Regions from separate parts of the Mus musculus genome. Here region 2 is linked to region 1. A link is a loop called in an ENCODE intact Hi-C map of the cell type or tissue named here. Cell type or tissue: heart. All regions are shown on one strand. Links, peaks and the distances in the headings refer to the core of each region. The heading gives the core; the rest is flanking DNA.

Region 1 (10,111 bases), core at 1,388-9,387:
CACATAATAAAAATAAATCATTTAAAAAAAAAAAAAGAACAATGGCCTGGTCTACAGAGTGAATTCCAGGACAGCCAGATCTATACAGAGAAACCCTGTCTCGAAAAACAAAACAAAACAAACAAACAAACAAACAAACAAAAATGGAGTAATAAGCCAATGAGCTGGCCCATGGGGTCAGGGTGCTTGCTGACAAGCCCGAGTTCAATTCCCAGGACCCTAAATGCAGAGAAGAGCTTCTTGTAAGCTGTCATCTGCCCTTACAAGTATTTTGTGGGTTTTTTTCTGTGTGTGTGTGTGTGTGTGATAATAAAATAAAGGGAAAACTTTAATGATAAAATAAAGAACAGAGTCAGAGACAATGGCCAGAATGTCTGTTAGAAAGCTTAGTAGTAGAAAGCCTTCCCTTCTCTCTGCATGTAGTAAGCTAGGCCTTTAAAATGGCTAGAGAGGGCTGGTGAGATGGCTCAGAGGGTAAGAGCACTGACTGCTCTTCCGAAGGTCCTGAGTTCAAATCCCAGCAACCACATGGTGGCTCAAAACCATCCGTAACGAAATCTGACTCCCTCTTCTGGAGTGTCTGAGGATAGCTACAGTGTACATACATATAATAAATGAACAAACAAACAGATAAATCTTTAAAAAAAAAATAAAAAAATAAAAAATAAAATGGCTAGAGAGATGGAAATGTTAAGAACCCTAATTTAGCCAGGTGTGCTGGTGTGCACTCCTTCATGCCAAACACTCAGAAGCAGGAGCAGGCGGATTTCTAAGTTCCAAGCCAGCTTAGACTATATAGCATTCCAGGATGTCCAGAACTACAGAATGAGGCCCTGTCTCAAGACAAAACAACAACACAAAACAAAAAAACAAAAACAAAAACAAAAACCAAAAAATAAACAGACAACAACAACAACAACAAAACCACCACCACCACAAAAGATAGGAGATGGACATGGAGGAAGATCACAATATCAACTTCTGGTCTCTAAATACACATACACACACACACACACACACACACACACACACATCGAAAATGCACATATATGTGCACACATACTAACATGTAATATGCACACCTAAAAAAAAGTGAATTAGAACATAGCTTAGGTTACCTGAGACCTTGGTCTTAAAAACAAAAAGGCCCAGCTTATCTGGGTGTGAGAGTGCACACCTGTGGTCATAAGACTTGGTAGGGCAAGCTGGGAGCTTTGCCACAAATCCAAGACCAGTCAGGGATATGGTGGATTCTAGTTCTTCTGAACAACAGAGAGACAGAGAGAGAGAGAGAGAGAGACAGAGAGAGAGACAGAGAGACAGAGAGAGACAGAGAGAGGAGTTCAGATTTCAGTAGCTGAGTGTCAGTGTGTATACCTATTTCACACCATTTAGACATCTTAGGTAGAAGGATGTTAAGTTTGAGACCAGAAGCTTGGGTTACACGTAAGATTTTGTCTGGGGAGGGGGGATGCACGAGGAGAGGGTCAGACAGCACACTATGTACCTGGGAATACAGCAGTAGGAAAGAGCACTTGTCTAGTTAGTACACATGGGCCTTGAGTTCAATACCCAGAAGCTAAATAAATTAGTGAGTAAATACATCCAGCCTGGACACAAACCTACAATAGTGATCTGATGCAAGGACCTGGATACCAGCCTGAGAAGCTGACAGCTTGTCATGTGTGTGGGGGGAGCTATGTGCATTTTCATGTATGTATGGGCGCATGTGTGTCCACTCCTGTGGAAGGCAGAGGCCAATCTCAGATGCAGTTCCCCAGAAGTCATCCATCTTGTTTTCCAGACAGTCTCTCAGTCTGACCTAGGCTCACTGTGACCTGAGATTTATGCTACCTCCTAGTATGGGATTACAAGTGTTTGCTCAATTCAGATTTGGGGATTCCCATCAGCTCCTCATGCTTGGGTGGTAAGCTATGTCAACGGATCCCTAGTTCTCTCTCTTATTTATTTATTTTTGAGACAGGGTTTCTCTGTATAGTCCTGGCTGTCCTGGAACTCACTTTATAAACCTGGGTGGCCTTGAACTCAGAAATCTGCCTGCCTCTGCCTCCCAAGTGCTGGGATTAAAGGCATGAGCAATCACCGCCTGCTCTCTAATTTATTTTATGTGTGTGTGTCTACGTATGTAGTGTGAGTGCGTACGTGTACTGCAACACACATGTGACGGTCAGAGGACAACTTGCAGGACTTGGGTGTCTCCTTTTACCTGTGGATTCCCAGGATCCCACTCTGCTTTTCCGATCTGGCAGAAAGGAGCCATCTCATGGCCTCTCCCTTGCATCCCCTTCCTTTTCGGAGCTTCACTCTGTAGCCCAGGCTGGCCTGAAGCTTGCTGTGTAGCACAAGCTAAGCTTGACTCCTGACAATATTCCTGCTTCAGTCTCTACAGCAGTGAAGCTGCAGACAGGAGCCTCTTTAGTCTTATAATGTGATTCCCCTCTGGAGTCACAGAGTGCCCGTTATCCTGGTTCAGTGTGCTGCGTAAACCACAGCAAAATGACTCTAATGTCCCCGAGACACTGTTGTAGGTTGAGTAGCAATGCAATAACATACAAGAGCTCTGGAAATTATCCCTAGATTCAATCACAAGTAATATATTTTCCATATGTAATTTTTTTCATTTTACTTAAGAACGACAATGTTCGTGACATTCTTCCAATTTAACTTCTGAATTTAAATGTTAGAAATGAAATAGGTTTGAGCTGAAAACCTAGTTACATTATCTTCAGCACAGACCCTGAGAGCATGGGCTTGCAGACTAGGATCCAACAGCAGACTCTGAAGGCCAAGCAGAAGTCCGATAGAATCTTTAGAGCCCTGTAAAAATCGCCAGATCCCAGGCACTGTGTTGAGCATCTGTAATGTCAGCAGTCAGGAAGCTGAGGCAGGGGAATACTGTAAGTTCAGGGTAAGCCTTGGCTATATAGCTACTTAGTAGGGCCTAGATTAGTCCCAGTTAGAGTAAGACCGTTTCTCTAGAAAAAAAGGACATACAGCTTTCTAAATTGGCCAAAAAGTAGTTTGACTTTCTTAGCTGGGGATGGAAGTCTTCATCCATAATTGCAGCACCCAGAGGCTGCAGGAGGGGCACTGTCATGAATTTGACTTAGTTTTTGTAATTCCAACAGAGAGGCGGAGACAGGAAGATTGTAGGGGCTTGCCTGAACAGCCAATCTAACTAGATTGGCAAACTTTCGGTTCAGTGGGAGACCCGGTCTCAGGAAAACATGGCGGTTCACGCCTTTAATCTCAACCCTAGGGAGGCAGAGGCAGGTGGATGTTTTTGAGTTCCAGGGCAGCCAGGGCCCACAGAGAAACCCTGTCTTGGGGGAGGAAAAAATAAAGCAAATCAATACTGAACCAAAACATATTTACAATGTTTGCAATGAAACCCTCAAAACAGTTAATCTGAAATGATGAGTCCCTAAAAATGAAAAATACAACATAAGTCTTTTGTTCCCTTAAATTTCTGGTTATGGGGCAGACAGATGGCTCAGCACAGAAAGATCCGATAACCAGAGTTAAATTCCCAAGAACCCACATTGTAGATAGAAAGATTCCTACAGGTTGTCCTCTGACCTTCACACAACCTATGCAAACACACACACACACACACACACACACACACACACACACACACGGCGGGGGGGGGGTAGGAATAAGTAAATTCCTGATATAGCTTTTAAGTTTATGTCCCACAGTAAGTTTAGAGAGCTACTGTTTTCAGGATTCTCTTGGCTTTCATCAATTCTCTTGAAAATCTCTTATGGACATGAGCTAACTGTAATTAGAGCCTAAAGTCCAAGGAAGAACTGACACTAGGGATATGGGAGAGTCCCAGAACAGAAGACCAACAGTACTAACAGAAAAGTTATCTCAAGATAAAATAGAGCCAGATGTGGTGGCTGAGGCAGTAGGATCATGAGTTCCAGGTCAGCTTGAGCCACATCTGGAGTCTTTACCTCTCTCAAATGGTGTGATTTATGTTGTTGGGGGAGCACATTCTTTAAAAGTGTTTCCGGGGCTGGCGAGATGGCTCAGCGGGTAAGAACACTGACTGCTCTTCCAAAGGTCCTGAGTTCAAATCCCAGCAACCACATGGTGACTCACAACCACCCGAAATGAAATCTGACACTCTCTTCTGGTTTGTCTGAAGACAGCTACAGTGTACTTATGTATAATGATAAATAAATCTTTGAAAAAAAAAAAAAAGTGTTTCCAAAAACTCAAAAGAACCAGGCAGTGGTGGCACACGCCTTTAATCTCAGCACTCGGGAGGCAGAGGCAGGTGGATTTCAGAGTTCAAGGCCAGCCTGGTGAGTTCCATGACAGCCAGGACTATACAGAGAAACCCTGTCTCGCAAAAGAAAAAAACAAAACTCAAAAGAATGGTCTCTAGTCTCGAGTGGAAAGAATAACAAAATTATAAAATTTAAGAGAAAATATTACAGTTATTTTTTGTTTGTTTGTTTTGCTTTGAGACAGGGTTTCTCTGTGTTGCCCTGGCTTCCCTGTAACTCACTCTGTAGACCAGGCTGGTCTCGAACTCAGAAATCTGCCTGCCTCTTTTTCGAAACCCTGTCTCGAAAAACCAAAAAAAAAAAAAAAAAAAAAAAAAGAATTCGAGGCCAGTATGGGCTAAGCTTCCACAAAAAGCAAATAAAAAAATCTTTGCCAATTAATTTGCCTCTCCTCTATTACACGTCTTTCTGCCATGACTTGGGGTCACCTGCTTCACTGGTATATGTCAACTGGGTGGGCTGCTACAGACCAGAGGGACAACAGGGTCCCAGGGGAGTTAAGGACTGCAGCTGGAAGTAGCTTAAATTGTGGAAAGTCGAGGTTTACCCTTCCAGGATGGCAGTTCCCGTGCTTCATTTTGGAAAAAACAAAACTCCCAGGGGTCGACCTTGAGTTCCCCATCTGTAAAATGGAGCAGGCTAAGTAGAGGGAGCCGGGGTACAGGGTGGTGCCGCGCCCGCAACGGAAAGCAGCAGCGGCAGCGCAGCCGGGCAGTTTGCAGGAAGTGCTCTAGGGTTGGGAGGGAGAGAGAGAGGGCGGAGGCGGGAATGCTAAAGCCGAGCCCTTGGCAGCGGAGTTTGTACCGGAGCTCGGCGGAGGCGGGGCGAAACTGGGGTGAAGGGGTTATAGTCAGTGGACGGGCAGGACCGGCCACCTCCCCGGAGGAGAGCGCGCGGGCTGCGGGGGAGACGCGGAGGTGGCGGCCGAGGGACGTGGGGGGAGGGGAGGAGCGAAGTCGCTCGGGCAAGGGGGCGGGACGCGCGCTCCCACCGCACGCATGCGCGTCGCGCTCCTCCCACCCGCCCGCCGGCTCGGGAGGTTCGCCGCCACCGCGCGCCCGGCCCCGACGGTGCGCACGCTGGCAGAGGAGGGGCTGGCCTGCCCTCCCCGCGCCACCCGGCCCCGCGAGGCCTGCGGGGGTCCCCCGAGGGGACCGGCGGACACCTGTTTCTTCCGTGGGGGGGTGTCGGGAGCCCGGGACGGAGACTCCTGCCGTGCCCGTCCCCTCCCCCACGAAGAGCGGGGTGGGAGGGCTCGGGCGTGCTACCGAAGAGTCCGCTCCGGGTTTTCCCGCCCACTTTAACTCTGTGAGCGCTTCGAGCGCGCGGCGCTTCACTCCACCGGGCGCGCCCGAGCCCGCGGCCGGAACTCGTTGTACCACCCCCTCACATTCCCCCTCCCCGGGGGACGGAAAGTGGCCTCGGCGACCTCCGGGCCCTCAGGTCCCCGCGGCCGGGCCTCCATCCTTGTCTCTCCACGGTTCCGACCCGGGCCGGCCCTGGCGTCTGGAGCGCGGCCTCCCAAGGAGGCCGCGCGGAGGAACTACTTAACGTGTCCGTGCGCCCGGTGGTGCGGCCGCGCTCGGAGCTCTTCCTGGAAACTCCCGCCTCGGGGCGCCAGGAGCAGCGGCCGGGGGGGAGGGGTGCGCGTCGCGCAGGCCCCCTCCTCCCCGGGGGGAGGGCTCGGCGTCCCCGCCCTCCTCCCTGCCGAGGGGAGGGAGCTGGGGGGAGGGGAGGGGAGGGCGCGGAAGCCGAGGTGGGGGGCGCTTCCCGCCCCACCCCGCCTCCAGAACAACGGGTTCCCGCTGCTGCCCCCTGCCGCTCGCCGCGCCCTCGACGGAGGCGTCGCGGCCGCCGCTTCCGTGGGAACCGGACCCGGGGCGCGCTAGCACCGGCCGGTTTCCCGTCAGGGGAACTCGCAGCCACTTTTCGAGAAGCCGGTTGGAGCAACTTGGGCCCAGGCAGCCAGAGTTGGCCACATGTCACTTAAGCCTGGCGACCTCTCTCGGACTTTTTAAAAAAAACAACGGGGAGTGGGGCTTGGGCGAAGCGTGGCGCGGCTCGCACTCCGGAAACCAAAGTACTGGTTGGGGGGGTGTTGGGTTTTTTTTTTTTTTAAAGGGCCACCAACCGCTTGAACTCGGCTTTAGCAGTGGAAACCCGTTTCTCCCCCGGTGTGCACACAAAGGTCGGAGTCAGGAAAGTTTGCTCGCGGCCCTCATGACTGCGCTTCCTTGACTTTGTGCTTTTAAAAAACCTCGTGGCCTTCTCTGAAGAGGCACGCTGCTCTCTGAATCCGAGAGGAAGGAAAAAAAATAGTAATAATTCGAAAGACCCCGGAAAAGTTCAGTGAGCCAGCCACGTTTCGACATTTCCCAGATTTTGCAATATTGAACTGGGTTCCTGCCAACTTACTGCCAAATTATAAATTTCTCAAGATGAAGGGTGTTCAACCAAATTGCTGCCAGGCCCCGTAAGCAGGCACGAACAACACCGGCTTAATTACACCTTATTCTTTCTCTCGCAGCCTTATTTAATGCGCTGCTGGATGAAGTCCTCAACCCGGGTGTCAGTAACTGGCCTTTTTCTGGGACTGAACAATCACACACTTTCCATGCCTCAGTAGTTTCAAGAATTGTATAACCCATCGCCCTCTCTTTCCGTTTTCTAGTCGATATTGTCCGAAAATGCAACCCAGTCAGGTAAATTCTTTTCTCTCCCGGGGACTGAAAAGACGTAAACAAACATCACACTTGCAAGAAAGTGTCCTTTTAGGAAAAAAGGTTTAGGCCAAGAAACCGAGTTTGTTGTTTAACGCGAACCCCTGAAGCGGATTAAGCATAGTGAAGCTGAATGCGGTTAAACCAGCTTAATAAGTCTCTTTGTTCGGGCCCTTCCCATTTACTTAGTGTGTTTTAAGGTGATTTGACACAACCTAAACTAATTTCTTATATGTTAGTGTAGTCTACCCGTGAACCATGCAATGTCACAAAGTATAGAAGTCTGTGGGACCCTTGGCATTTTCTAGAATTCCATACTAAACAGCTCTGTGACCAAAAAATAAAAAGGGACGTTTTGAAGGGACAGGAGAGCTCGTGCTTTCTTTCTTTTCTTCTTCTTTTTTTTTAAATCTGGAGACTTTAACCTTTTAGCCCACTTTTGTGAAGTCCAGCTAGAAGCCACCTTTGCCTCTTTCGGGCTGAGACAGGTTTGTTTGTTGTCTCTGCTTTGTTGGTTTCCAGTAGGCAGGAAAGGAAGCTCTTAAGTCGGGGGCTCCGCTCTGGTTTTCTGGCCTTTACTCTTCCTCTTAAATAACAATTGCCCCCTGTTCCTTGTTAGCCCCAGATCGAGGGCATTCATTCACAAATGACTCGTGAGTCTCCCTCTGAATGTCCGCTTCCTTATAAAGCCACCTCCACACCAAGGCTTGCAGAGACCTGAGCAGGAAAGCCTGGCAGAAATAATCTCATTTCTGTTGTACTTTTAAATCCTTTTACACCTCGGGGGAATAATAATAATAATGCCTGTTTTAACTATGTGAGAGCTAGACCCTGTTCTAAATGCTCTGAGTGACTTAACTGCTCACAGCAGGTCCAAGAGTTGGCCACAGTGGCTGTGCTCATTCTAGAATGCGAGCAGTTACCAGGAACACCCAGGCGGAGAACAATAGTTCTAGGATTTGAATACAGGCTGTTTCCAGCTGCTTCTTGTCGCCCAGGCTGATCCTCACTTAACTGTCGGCGGAATGAACAGTGTCTGTTCACTACTTTTTTTCATGGAGAGTGTTGTCTGTATGAGCAGCAGCTCCTAGGCTAGGCTAGGTCTTTGCTTGGAACTTCAAGGAAGTGAAATTTGAGATGTGCTTAGAGGAAGCGTTCCCAAATCAGATTAGTGTCTTGGAAACCAGCGTCCGACTGTCAGCGTCTGCATTCTAAGTGCTAACCAGGTTAGACACATTTGGGCAGTGGCACAGTGATGTGTTGGAACATGCCTACTACTTGATAAAAAGAGGGAGGCTGCCTGGAAAACAGCCTGGATACACTCATGGTGGACCAGGGAGGCGTCAGGAAGTGAAAGTGGAAAGAGAGGAGGTGATGGAAGGTGAGAGGAAAATAAATGTAGCATGTGTGCACTTCGGATCGGCAATACAGTGCAAAGAATGAAGATCAAGGTCGTGCAATAGAGAAGCATATGGGCATGTTACGACAGAGCCACAGAAGGAACATAAACACGCACAAGGCAAGGAAGGTGCTGAGGAGTCAGGACGGTTGTCTCTCCACACAGGGCTCTGGAACAAGAATCATCTTAGGTTGGATTAATGGAAACACAGCTTCTGGAACAGGGAAAAAGCTGCACTCTGCATGGTTAGACCATTCCTAAGTAATGAGGTTTCCTTTAAGGAATATCATAATGACAACAGTTAGCCAAATTAAGGCGAAAGCTTCAACCCCTGGCTTATCCGGAAAGGTGGACTTCTGAGTGATGGAAAAAGAATTGGACTTGTTAAGTGTGGTGTGGTCTCACATGCCTGGAATCCGAGTGCTATTGAGGCAGAGGCTAGAAGATCTCTACAAGTTTGAGGCCAGCCTGGTCTACATAGAAAATTCCAGGCTAAAACCCTGTCTCAATTTTTTTTAAAAAGTTTTGATTTTTTTTTTTTTTGGCTTTTTCTTTTGCTTTGTTTTACAAAGGAAGTAGACTTGTCCTGGGTGGGCTGTAGCAAGACCTTAGAACAGATGGGTAGGAACTTTAGGCATATATTTTAGCTTAGAATATACATAGGTCTTGTAAATATAAACTAGGTCACCTGCGTGACCCTGTGCCATTATTTAGAATACAGTACCTTAGAATAAAGTAGCTTTACTGTCTAAGCAGTTTGTTGGAAAACACAGCAATTAGCACTGTCTAAAAGACTGCAGATAATAGATTCTTGAAATTCAAGGGTTCCCTTTGTCCTCCACAGTTCTCTTGGGATGCTGGAGATGAGGCCAAGACTTCGCACAAGCACAGCGAGCACTCTACCACAGACCCATAGCCCCACCTTTTGGCACTTCTGAAGAGACTCTGGTGGAACCAAGTCAGGCAGTGAGTGGCACAGAATTTAATCCCAAGCACTCAGGAGGCAGAGGCAGGTAGATCTCTGTGAGTTCCAGGCTAGCCTGGTCTATAAAGTGAATACCAGGAAGAGCACCCGACTGCTCTTCCGAAGGTCCGGAGTTCAAATCCCAGCAACCACATGGTGGCTCACAACCATCCGTAACGAGATCTGACTCCCTCTTCTGGTGTGTCTGAAGACAGCTACAGTGTACGTACTTATAATAAATAAATAAATCTTTAAAAAAAAAAAAGTGAATACCAGGACAGATAAGGCTGTTACACGGAGAAACCCTGTCTGGAAAAACAAAAACAACCCCAATCCCCCCCAAAGAAAAAGTCTCATGCTATAGAATTCAGGTTGTCCTTGAACTTACTTGCCTGTTTCCTTCCCCAGTGCTGGTTACTGTAATGGATGCTACTACCATAACCACCTCTACTACCTACGTCTCACCATGTCTGAATTTACCGGAGTGATTATCTGATCTTGTGCTTATAGATTTACTTATTAAATTTTGAGGGCAGGCCTTGCTGTGTACTCCCTGCTGGCTTCAATCACCATGAGAGATAGCCTAGGCAAGCATCCTACCAAATTACATTTGTCTTCAGTCCCCTAAGTTATTTTGCTTTTGGGGGAAAAAAAAAATCAAACAAAAGTAGGCAGGCCTGACTGAGCTGGAGAGATGGCTCAGTAA
Region 2 (10,111 bases), core at 1,304-9,303, 83 kb before region 1:
TTCTAGATAGCTCTGAACTACATGGAGATAGGATAGGCACAAGGCCTAAAACTTTAAGCAGGATCTTGAATTTGGAATAGGGGATAGAGAATAGGTATTAAAGGTATAAACAGCATTAACTGACGGAGTTCAGTAATCAGTAGCACACATCAAAATCACCTCAAGAGTTTGTCAAACCACACCCCACTGGCACCCATCTGTGGTTCAGTAATTTCTAAGCAGGACCCAGGCCAGGCATATTTGTAACAAGTTTCCTACTGGTGACTACATAAAAGGTCCAGGGTCCACACTTTAAGAACCACTGTGAGTTCAAGGCCAGCCTGGTCTATAGTTCCAGGACAGCCATGGCTGTTACACAGAGAAACCAAAAAAACACTGCAGGTCTGGGAAACATAGCCCAGTAGTAGAACACTTACCTACCCTAGCAAATAAGAGACCCAAGGTTCAGGTCACACTTTGTGGAGGGACAGAAAGCTAAATGATGTGAGTGTTTGGAGACATGCTCCAAGACAGGGTGCATTTACACAGTCCCCACCCAGTCATGAGCATGTCATCACACTGGAGTAAGTAAAGCTACTGTAAAGGAATCTCCGACCACAAAGGACAAGCCAGGCAGTGGACAGAGGTGGTGGTGCACACCTGTAACCCCAGCTACTTAAGAGGCTGGGTCAACTCCATCTACATTTAGCAAGTCTTGAAACAGCCATAACTATGTAGACTTTTCTTTTGTTTACCTTGAGAGAAACAAAATGAAGCAGAAACCGAGTTCTCTCAGACTATGGACACAATACTGCTGGCAATGGAGCTATGCCCAGGGGAAGTATGAGTGTGTCTTTGGATCCCACACATCACAGCTCACTTCACCCAGGCTACTGGGGCTGTTTGAGGCCCTCAAGTGAAGACAACAGGATCTTCTGAACAGAGATCAGCATGCTCAGGCTATCTGTCAGTCTGATCTAGGTCTACCCAGTTTTAGTCATTACCATGGTGATGGTGTCACTATGGAACTTCTATAGCAGTGGCTGTTTTAACAAGGACTGCACACCCGGAATTTCCATGAAGCTTCATAAATGCTCAGGCCTCCGGGTTCCAACTTTGTTGGTGTGGAAGGGCTTGAGCCCCTCCCACTTCTAGATCTATGAATGATCTCTGATGTGTATGATTAGCTGGCAATCAGTGTGATCCAGGAGAGGGATTATTCAGCCGGATATGGTTGTGCACACCTTTAATCCCAGCACTTGGGAGTCAGAGTCAGGCGGATTTCTGAGTTCGAGGTCAGCCTGGTCTACAGAGTGAGTTCCAGAACAGCCAAAGTACAAATAGGAACCCTTCTCAAGTTAACTGATTAATTTAAAAATAAAAAAGAAGGTGACTGTAATGTGTTACTATTACATGCTTAAACTATGCAAAATGTAAGGAAGAAGCCGAATTATTTGCCCTTTCCCCTTAGATTTTGCTCCATGTGGGCCAGGCTAACCTCAATTTGACAATCTCCCTGCTTTAACTTCCAAAGTGTTGGGATTAAAGATGTGTATACTTTTATGTGTCTGAGTATTTTGCCTGTGTACAATGTGCATGCCTGGTACCCAAAGAACTCAGGAAAAGTTGCTGGATCCCCTTTAACTGGAGCTATGGACAGTTGTGAGCCACTGTGGGTGCTAGGAATCAACCTCCAGTACTCTGTAAATACAAGTGCGCTTTAATAGCTGAGACATCCCTTCAGCCTCTAGACATAAATGCTGATGTTCCTGCCTAAGCTTTGAAATTAGTAAAATTACAGGCCTATGCTACTAAGCTTGGCATTTTATTTACACTAGTTAATTTATTATTTATTGACTATTTACTTTAAGTCGGGGTCTCAAGAAGCCTAGGATGGCTTCAAACAAGCTACACAACAAAATCCTTTTGAACTGCTGATGTTCCTGCCTCCATCCAGCCACCCACGTGCTGGGAATAAGGTACGTGCCACCAGATCTAGGTTCTGTAGTGGGTGGGATCAAATCCAGGGCAAAATGTATGTTAGACAAGTACTCTAACAACTAATCTGTATTCCTAGTCCACTTTTAATTAATTTAAATCCACATAATCACATATGGCTAGTGTCTATCATGCTACAATGTAATTTGAGAGCAATGTTTCCAAATAATTTATCACTTCCTGCTACATATGGCTCCAAACGTATTAAATTCTATACAACACTAACATATAGAAAGAATAAAGTGTATAGTGATTTGATAGACTTGGAATTTAAATCCTAACTCACTGCCTGGCCTGGAACACTTTAGCTCATCACCTAAAATGTACATAACGCACAGCTTCCCATAGGCAGGTGTGGTGACTCATTCCTATACTCTCAGCACTTGGGAAGCTGAAGCAGGAGGATCACCATGAGTTCCACACAAACCAAGATTACAAAAATCTGTCAGCCTGGGCTACAGAATGAGACAACAACAACAACAACAAAAAAATAAGCTTCCCACAGTGCTTGTATTTAAATGTCTTTCCAATAAATATTAAATATTCCAAGCTATGTATACAGCTTCCTGTTTCTGCTGTCCAAGGTAGTTTTACTTTGTTTTGAAATGGCATGGAGTCTCACTATGTTGCCCAAATTGAGCTTAAATTCCTGGTCCCAACACTCCAGAATAGGTGGAGTTATTGGCTGCATTCCAGGACATAAGAGTTCAGGCTTTTTTCAAAGTCCTCCTAAATGCCCCAAATACAAGGATGGACAACTGTTCAACTACAACAGTTCCTACTGACAGAAGGAACAGGCAAGCAAGGCAGCAGATATCCTCAACCCCAGTATCAAGTAGGACGACTGAATTAGAAGAGGGGAAGCTAAAATAGTCCTGAAGAACAATGGCATCGAAATAACCCAACCTGTATCAGCAAGGGTTATAATAACGTACACCCAGCCCCAAACCCAAACACATGGCCAAAACTCCAACACTTACCAAGGCAAGCAGGATAAGACAAAACTCCCCTGCACCTGGAGTCTTAAGACTACTCTGGCCTCACAGTAGGATCCTTTAAAGGACAGTCAAACAATAGCTTCTCAAAATGAAACTGACATTTTTTGGTTATCAAACTCATTCCCCTCACCAAAGGTTTATCACGATCAATGGACTATTGCAGTCTATTCACCAAACAAAAATATGTTCAGTTCCAACAAACAGACCACTCTGGTTTCATGTTAAAAGAGAATCTAACTTACTTATGAGATTTAAAAATACTGTGAAAGATATGTGGTTTGCAGTTGGGGGGGGAGGCACCACTCCCAATCTCTTAAAGTAGAGAACATCAAATCTTCATTCATCAATTGAAACAGAAAAATGTCTACCTCCTGTAAAATAGAAACGGCCAGCATCAGTAGTCAGCAGCCACAAAGGAGGAGAAACACCAAATCGTAGCTGCAAAAGAGCCAGAGATGCCACTCTGGGAAAGATGGAGAGGAAACCCTTTCAACAGGAAACCGCGGGAGCAGATTACTGTGATTACGCTTCAAAGGCAAAGGCTCTGCCTCACAGACACGTAATTGAGAGGAAAATGCTGGCCCTTCATCAGGCAAGCCAGGCCCCCTGCTATATACTCTCCTGCATTCATAAAAAAATAAAAATAAGGGTGGGGGGGTAGTCCACCACTTAGCTCCTTGCAGATCACTGGCCAAGCTATAAAGTGCCTGACAAATGAAATGAATGCGGTTCGGGGCATCAAAGGTGCCGGTGCAGGCCTATCCTTCCGAGTATATTCAGTGCAAACAGCTTGCACACTAACAACTTGCAGAGTTCCCTGCTTCCAGCAAATGGCACCTCCGGACCACCTGGCTCTGGAATCACTCACAAGTTCTTAATGTACAGGAAAAGGCCACAGTGGCCTTGTGAACTGCTGAAAGTAACAAGTTGAGCTTTAAGGTTCATCAAGGCTAGGTGTCAGATAGTCAAAAGTAACCACTTTTGGGACACTCAAAATATTAAACATAGTTGCAAATTCTCTATCTGACCATAAGCCACTGAAAGAGGAGACAAAACCAGGCACGCACTAAAACTTCTGAGTACCAAGAGATATTACTCCCCACACCATGTGGTAGTGGCACCAGGAAAAACAATCTCTGATCCTGAAATAAGTCTGCGAGAGAATGGACAGTCAGAAGCCAAAGATACAGAGAAGAGGTGACCAGAAGCGGAGGTAAGGGCCAACTTTTATGCCTAGCTGTGCCAAAGACTCGAAAGAACAAAATGAAAGGTTGGGCCAGGGACTGCCAAGAGCCTCCATCTTTGGAAAGGAGAAGTCCTGACCAGCACACACTTGTGTTTTCCGCTCTAGATGCCAACTAGTCGGTGCCAGGATAAACCTAGAGCCATACCCTTGGATTTTGGGCCTCCAAATATTATTTTGTACTTCTCGTGCTTTCAATTTATTCCTGGCCAGATTTGTTTATGAGTTTTAATAATAACAATAAAAATGCATCCCTGGCTCTTTAACCGAAAGAAGCCCCTAATTGATTCCCACAGTAATTAACCTGCATTTTACCTCAGAGAGCGGTAGTTAAGGAAGTCGGCACTGCTATTTATAACTCATCTCAAATTGAGGGCAGACTGCCTAAAATCTAACACATCCCAGCTGTACTCCTGTTTGAACTGGGGCCAAGGGAATTTTTTAAAGCAATCTTGGCACGGAATGAATGACACCAACAGTATGAGAGCGTGAGTGGTTGTGTTGTGGTGACGTAGCATTGGAGGTGGAGGGGGGGGCAGTGTACTGTGATCCCTCTCGTGCGTGCCTGCAGCTTGAGTCCCAGTACAGTAAGCTGGGAACCGCCCACTGAGAGCCAAACACAGGAAAAGGCTTTTCCTGTGGACCGCCTTGAAGTGAGAAACACATGGCTAATCTGCATAAACTCGAAGCCACACCGACCCTGCCAGGAAGGTTAGTGCTCGTAATCTCTGGCCATGAAGCTGGCTGCCTGGGAAGACTTGGACTGGCGCCTGATAACCCAGAAAGAGCCGAGAGAACAGATGGGTAAGGACCCCAGCAGAATACAGCCTCGGGTCACGTGACTCGCCACATGGCCCCGCCAGCACAAACTATTGTCTGGCTGCAGAGCTTCTATACAAAGGCACCAGGCCTCCACTTCCTGTGATTCTAGGGACTGGCAGCAGCTGTTGATCAGTTCCCGGAGGGGACCCTCCTCTGTTAAGGGCACTCCAGGCAGAGATAAGTACAAAAGTTAAGGCCTCTCCCAACCAACAGGCTTTTTACTTTCCCTGCCAGCTCCACAGAAATCACTTAGATCTTAGGACTAAAGGGACTTCTGCAAGAGCAGCCTTGCTCCCTAGTACATAAATTGAGCAGCATAAATCATTCCACTGTCCCTTTTCTCTATAGCTACAGGCCATCTCTGCCTACCTCCACTTCCTCCCATTCACCATGGGGCTGAGGACTGGTATGATCTGAACCAATCCAAGAGGAAGTACTATGAAATCAGCTGACATCAGCTCTGTCCTGAGACCCTGAATAAGGGACTATAGGATGGGGTGTTGTTTTGTTCATTTGATAGTGTTTTGCTATCTTGTCCAGGCTGGTTTCTAACTCTTTGGCTCAAATGATCATCAGTAGTGCTGAGACTACAGGCAGTTATACCATACCAGCCCTGTGTTGTACTTTTAAACAGGGGAAACATGACTACATGCCAGGACAATAACCTACCCCCCCTACCCTACCCTCCTATTGAGCCTCATCAAAGCCATCTCATCCATGGAGAAATGGAAGTACGCTAACATTTTATCCAGAGTCAAACCCACACGTCCTGGGAGCCGCGTTATATATAATCTGGAGACCACGTGCCAATTTACTTCTTTACAGAAGATAAAAACACTTCATTCAAATTCTGGTCATCTGCCTATGTGGCTGCTAATTTGCAACCACCATCCCCCAAAGTACGTTTTGTTGTATTAAATTCTTTCAAATTTCCCTACGTTTAAAAGGAGAATAAGAGCACACTTCCAATTTATCAGATAAAGGCAGCCACCAGAACTGAGATCCTTCCAGTCCTTCCAAATCCACACTACCTCATAATGATACTGAACAAGCTGGGCATGCCCCATGCATAGCTATAGTCCCAGCACTCAGGACACAGAAAATTCAAAGGATGGCCTGGATTAGGCACCCAGACACCCTCCCAGAGCTAGATTCTAACTCAACATCAGAAAGAGTTAACTATGGAGTCCTATCCAGACCAAAGGGCCATAGAAAGCTTGTTAGTGTTGAGAAAAGAAGACTAAAGAAAAAGTCACTAAACCACCTAATGAAACTTACAGATGAGAGCCAATTTTAATAACCCCTCACGGCTACCCACCCAAACAATCATGCCAGAAAAGCCACAACCAGGCGCCTGTTATTTCTTCACTTCTTCACTGGCACCAGAAAGAGTGCTTCATATAAAGCAGCTAGGAAAACTAATGAATTTCCCAACAAATGAGAAAACTGTCTGTCTGTCCAGGGCACTTTCAGCAGCCACCCTTTACAGAGGAAGACTGCCTTGTGACAGACTTTCCAGTTTCCGTACTTCCAACTATAGTCTCTAAGGCAAACAAGCAACTTTTTCATAAAAATATTCCTCTTGCTGTGTGCTGTAGTCAATGTATTTAACCCTAGCAGAGGCAGGCTGATCTTTCATCGTTCAAGGCCAGTCTGATCTACAAAGTAAATTCTAGGACAGCCAGAGCTACAAAATAGAGAAAACCTATCTCAACAACAGCAGCAACAACTGCCCACAGATCTAAAAAAGGAACACAGGGCCATAAAAACAGGGTAAGGCCCCAAGAGAACAAGTAAAAACTGAAAGGTTATCTATCTGATAGATCTGGTTTACAATTCTCCAGGATAAGACAGCCACAGCAGTCCGGGGAGAGCACGCTGAGGCAGAAGCTGCAATCCCAGTTTCTTACAGCAGCTCCATGGGAAGGCACAGACAGAAGACTGAATCACGGGGGAGGCCATAGGGGATTTGGGGGATAGCATTTGAAATGTAAATGAAGAAAATATCTAATAAAAAAATTACAAAGAAAAAAAAGTGAATCAACTTTAACTCACTCAGGTTCTGGGTCCCAATCCTACCATCCGGGGTCTGAGTCGGTGGTGAGGAGACAGGGTCAGGCGTCCACGTACTGTGTGCACCCTTAACTTCATAAACTCTAGGAAGCTAGAACTGTATGCAAGATCTCATATTTTAAGGAGAAGGTCTTCAGATTGCAAAATACCGGACTGAGAGACTAAAAAGGCCCCAGAGGCCAGTGAAGGTCGGGCACACCTTTAAACCCAGCCCTTGGGAGGCAAAGGTGGATGATCTTGCTGAGTCTGAGGACAGCCAGGATTCTGTTACAAAGAAACAGAAAACATGTACGGCCTTGCTGAGCAAAAGGACTGAGAGCTTTGCCCATGGTATTTCTAACTCTATATCCCTCAGTTTCTTCATCAAAATAGAAAGGTAACTGAGCACAGAGGGAGAAACAGGCAGATCAATTGGAGATTTCCACTGAATCAGAGGCCAGCCAGGTCTACATAGTCAAAGTCTATCTCAAAACATACATCCACATGGGGGAAGGGGGAGAGAAAGAATAGCCAGGTATGTTGTATTTCATTCACAATAATCATTCCACTACTCAAAAGACCAAAGGAGAATTGCAGTTTGATGACAGCTTTGAGAAACAAGGTGAGAAACTATCTAAAAAGAATGGAAGGAAGATAGATAGAAAGACAAGACAGACACACAGACACACGGAAAGGATTAAGGAGCTTGCCCAGTGGTTAGAGTACTTGCTGCACAAGCAGAAAGACTAAGTTCAGACCCCCAGCTCCTGTGTAGATGCCAAGCACAGAATGGGTGTCTATAACCTCGATGCTGGGGTAGCAGAAATAGCAAGCTCCAGGTCCAGGGAAGAATACTATCTCAAAACCTAGGACGGAGAGCAGGAACGCACGCATGCGCAGCGTGAGCTAAGACTCGTGGCTCTCGGTGTTTGTCTAGTATGAAGACCTGGACTTGATTCCCAGTACAGGGAAAACAAGCAAGAAACAAACAAAAACAAAACAAAGCAAAAAACTCATGTATTTCTTAGCTATATGAGCCAGCCTGAAATAACTGAGATAGAGAATAAAATAATCATATAACAGTCCCTCCCTATCTAAAACTGCACATAATATACATGTTCACTCAACTCACTCTCACACACACTTTTCAATACATACATGGCTGAAGAAATTTAATTTATATATAACATGTACCAAGAGGTTAACAGTAATAAATCATTTGCAACAACAAATTATAAGTGCACAAGCAGAAAGACTAAGTTCAGACCCCCAGCTCCTTTGTCTCCCAAAGACATGGAGTTTTCCATAGACTTTTCAGATAGGAGTAGAGTGTTGGTACCTAAAACCTCAGAAAGCAGAACCATAGATAAGAAGGAAGACTACCACAGCGCTGCAGTAGCATCCCAGGGGTCAGAGCAAGAGAACCAGTGAAAAGTGGGCCTCAATCCAACTAGACATGCTCCAGTCTTGAAGATTATTCCTTGATGCTGGAACACTCATTTCTTCTAGACAGGGACCTTTTATGTGAACTCTCCAAGGCTAAACAAAAACACTGGGTTGGTTCACTTTCTAAGAAGGTGCAAAGTGACAGGGAACAGAGGAACAGATGGGAGACAGGTGACCATGCCTGAAATCCCACGACTCAGGTGAAAACAGGGAGAGGCTCTGAAGTTCCAGTCGTCCTCAGCAACAGAGCTGAGGCCAGAGTGGCGCACACAAGACCCCCATCTCAACATACACAAACAAATGCAGCTCCTGAGCAGACAAGCTTCAGTGTGGCCTTTTCTGTGAACCATTTAAAACACAGACCCTGAACCTTTGTACAAACAGTCTCTTCATTTTTTAGTTCCGTCATACCGTTATCACACAAAGCCGTAGATGCTTACACCTGCTTAACGCGTGCCTCGACAGCCTAGACAGTTAAGTGCAGGAGGAAGCTATGGGTTGGGTGATTTAATGCTGGGCCTGTCATCTAACATCCTTAGCCATCTTCCTGTTTGAGTCCCAAATTTCCAGCAGCAAACAAAGCATTAAAAACCAGAGCAATTAACATTTACCCCAAAGAACAGAAGTTTCACATGATCAACGAGAGGCTAACTAGTGATCAAATTAAGGTTGTAATTAAGAAAACAAAAACAAAGGATAGGGTGTAGCACTTCGGCAAGTGCTAGCGAGCGTCCATTCATACAACAGGGATTAATCCTTTTGTTTAGCTGTGTGGATAGTCCATCCCTTGTGATTCTAGCTACCCAGAAGACTGAGGCAGGAGACTGGAAAGTCAAGGCTAGCCTGGGCAACAACACAGCCTGACACTACCTCAAACAACAAACTTTGGACAGACACTATTGGCTATAGGATAAGTAAGATACTCGCCACCAAACCTGGTGACTGGTGACATGAGTTCCACACTCAGGAGCCAAATGATGGGAAGGAACCAATTTCTGTTGTCCTCTGATCTCCACGCATGCCATACACTCTGTCCCCCACAACTAAGTAAAAATTTTAAATTTTCATGTTTAACAAAGATATCTGACAGCTCAAATGTTAAGTACACAAGATGAAATAATCCTTAAGAGTGCCGTATGTATAATAGCCACAACCTCTGACCCTCAAAAGCAAGAAGGCAAAATACAGCTTTGAAATAACTTTTAAAAACACCAACACACAAATCAGATGCTGTGTCCAAAGCACCTATTTTCAGTCTGTTTTCCCCGAGGAATTTGCCCAATAGCTCCTTCCAAGGAAGGATTCTGACAACACAGACAGTACCTTCCACATGACCCACTCCAGGTATCTAGGTATCTGCAATTAAAAGTATGAAAAGCTTCTTTTTTGGGGGTGGGGGGGTCACAGACTCTTTAACCACTGACATTTGTTGTCTAGGGAGCAAAGTGCCAAATGCCCTACAGTGCAGCTCCACAGAGAGAGTTGGTCCTCACCCACCACAGCTCTAACTTACCAGAACTCAATCCTTGGAGCAACTAAGGCAAGGAAGTCAGAACTGACCCATATTAACTCT

The links. Hi-C counts contacts between places; a loop is a spot of excess contacts. Peaks named below come from ENCODE experiments on the same cell type or tissue, not always from the same donor. Only the 100,000 strongest peaks of a DNase experiment are listed, where the experiment ranks them.
Region 2: it touches region 1 in a loop (10-fold over the local background); 2 of 42 quality-filtered maps call a loop at or near these places.

Annotation. Positions count from the first base shown.
Region 1 is chr4:133,808,208-133,818,318 of GRCm38, forward strand. Gm34296 reads right to left here and starts at 6,938. Exons shown (of 4, transcript XM_030253992.1): 1 at 6,932-6,938; 2 at 4,870-5,760. The coding sequence starts at 6,938. Gm12974 (predicted gene 12974) reads left to right here and starts at 8,272. Exons shown (of 3, transcript NR_168140.1): 1 at 8,272-8,423; 2 at 9,286-9,407. In heart, for the core only: a CTCF peak has its summit at 6,163 (motif pointing left); DNase peaks (open chromatin) are centred at 5,274, 5,584, 5,994, 8,154 and 1 weaker place; H3K4me3 peaks cover 3,776 bases; H3K27ac peaks cover 4,517 bases.
Region 2 is chr4:133,724,922-133,735,032 of GRCm38, forward strand. The region is part of intron 1 of Arid1a (AT rich interactive domain 1A (SWI-like)); the gene reads right to left. Among named protein-coding and RNA genes, the nearest start is that of Mir7227, 13 kb to the left of the region's middle. In heart, for the core only: no CTCF peak of the experiment used is centred there; DNase peaks (open chromatin) are centred at 4,260 and 4,880; H3K4me3 peaks cover 1,994 bases; H3K27ac peaks cover 2,949 bases.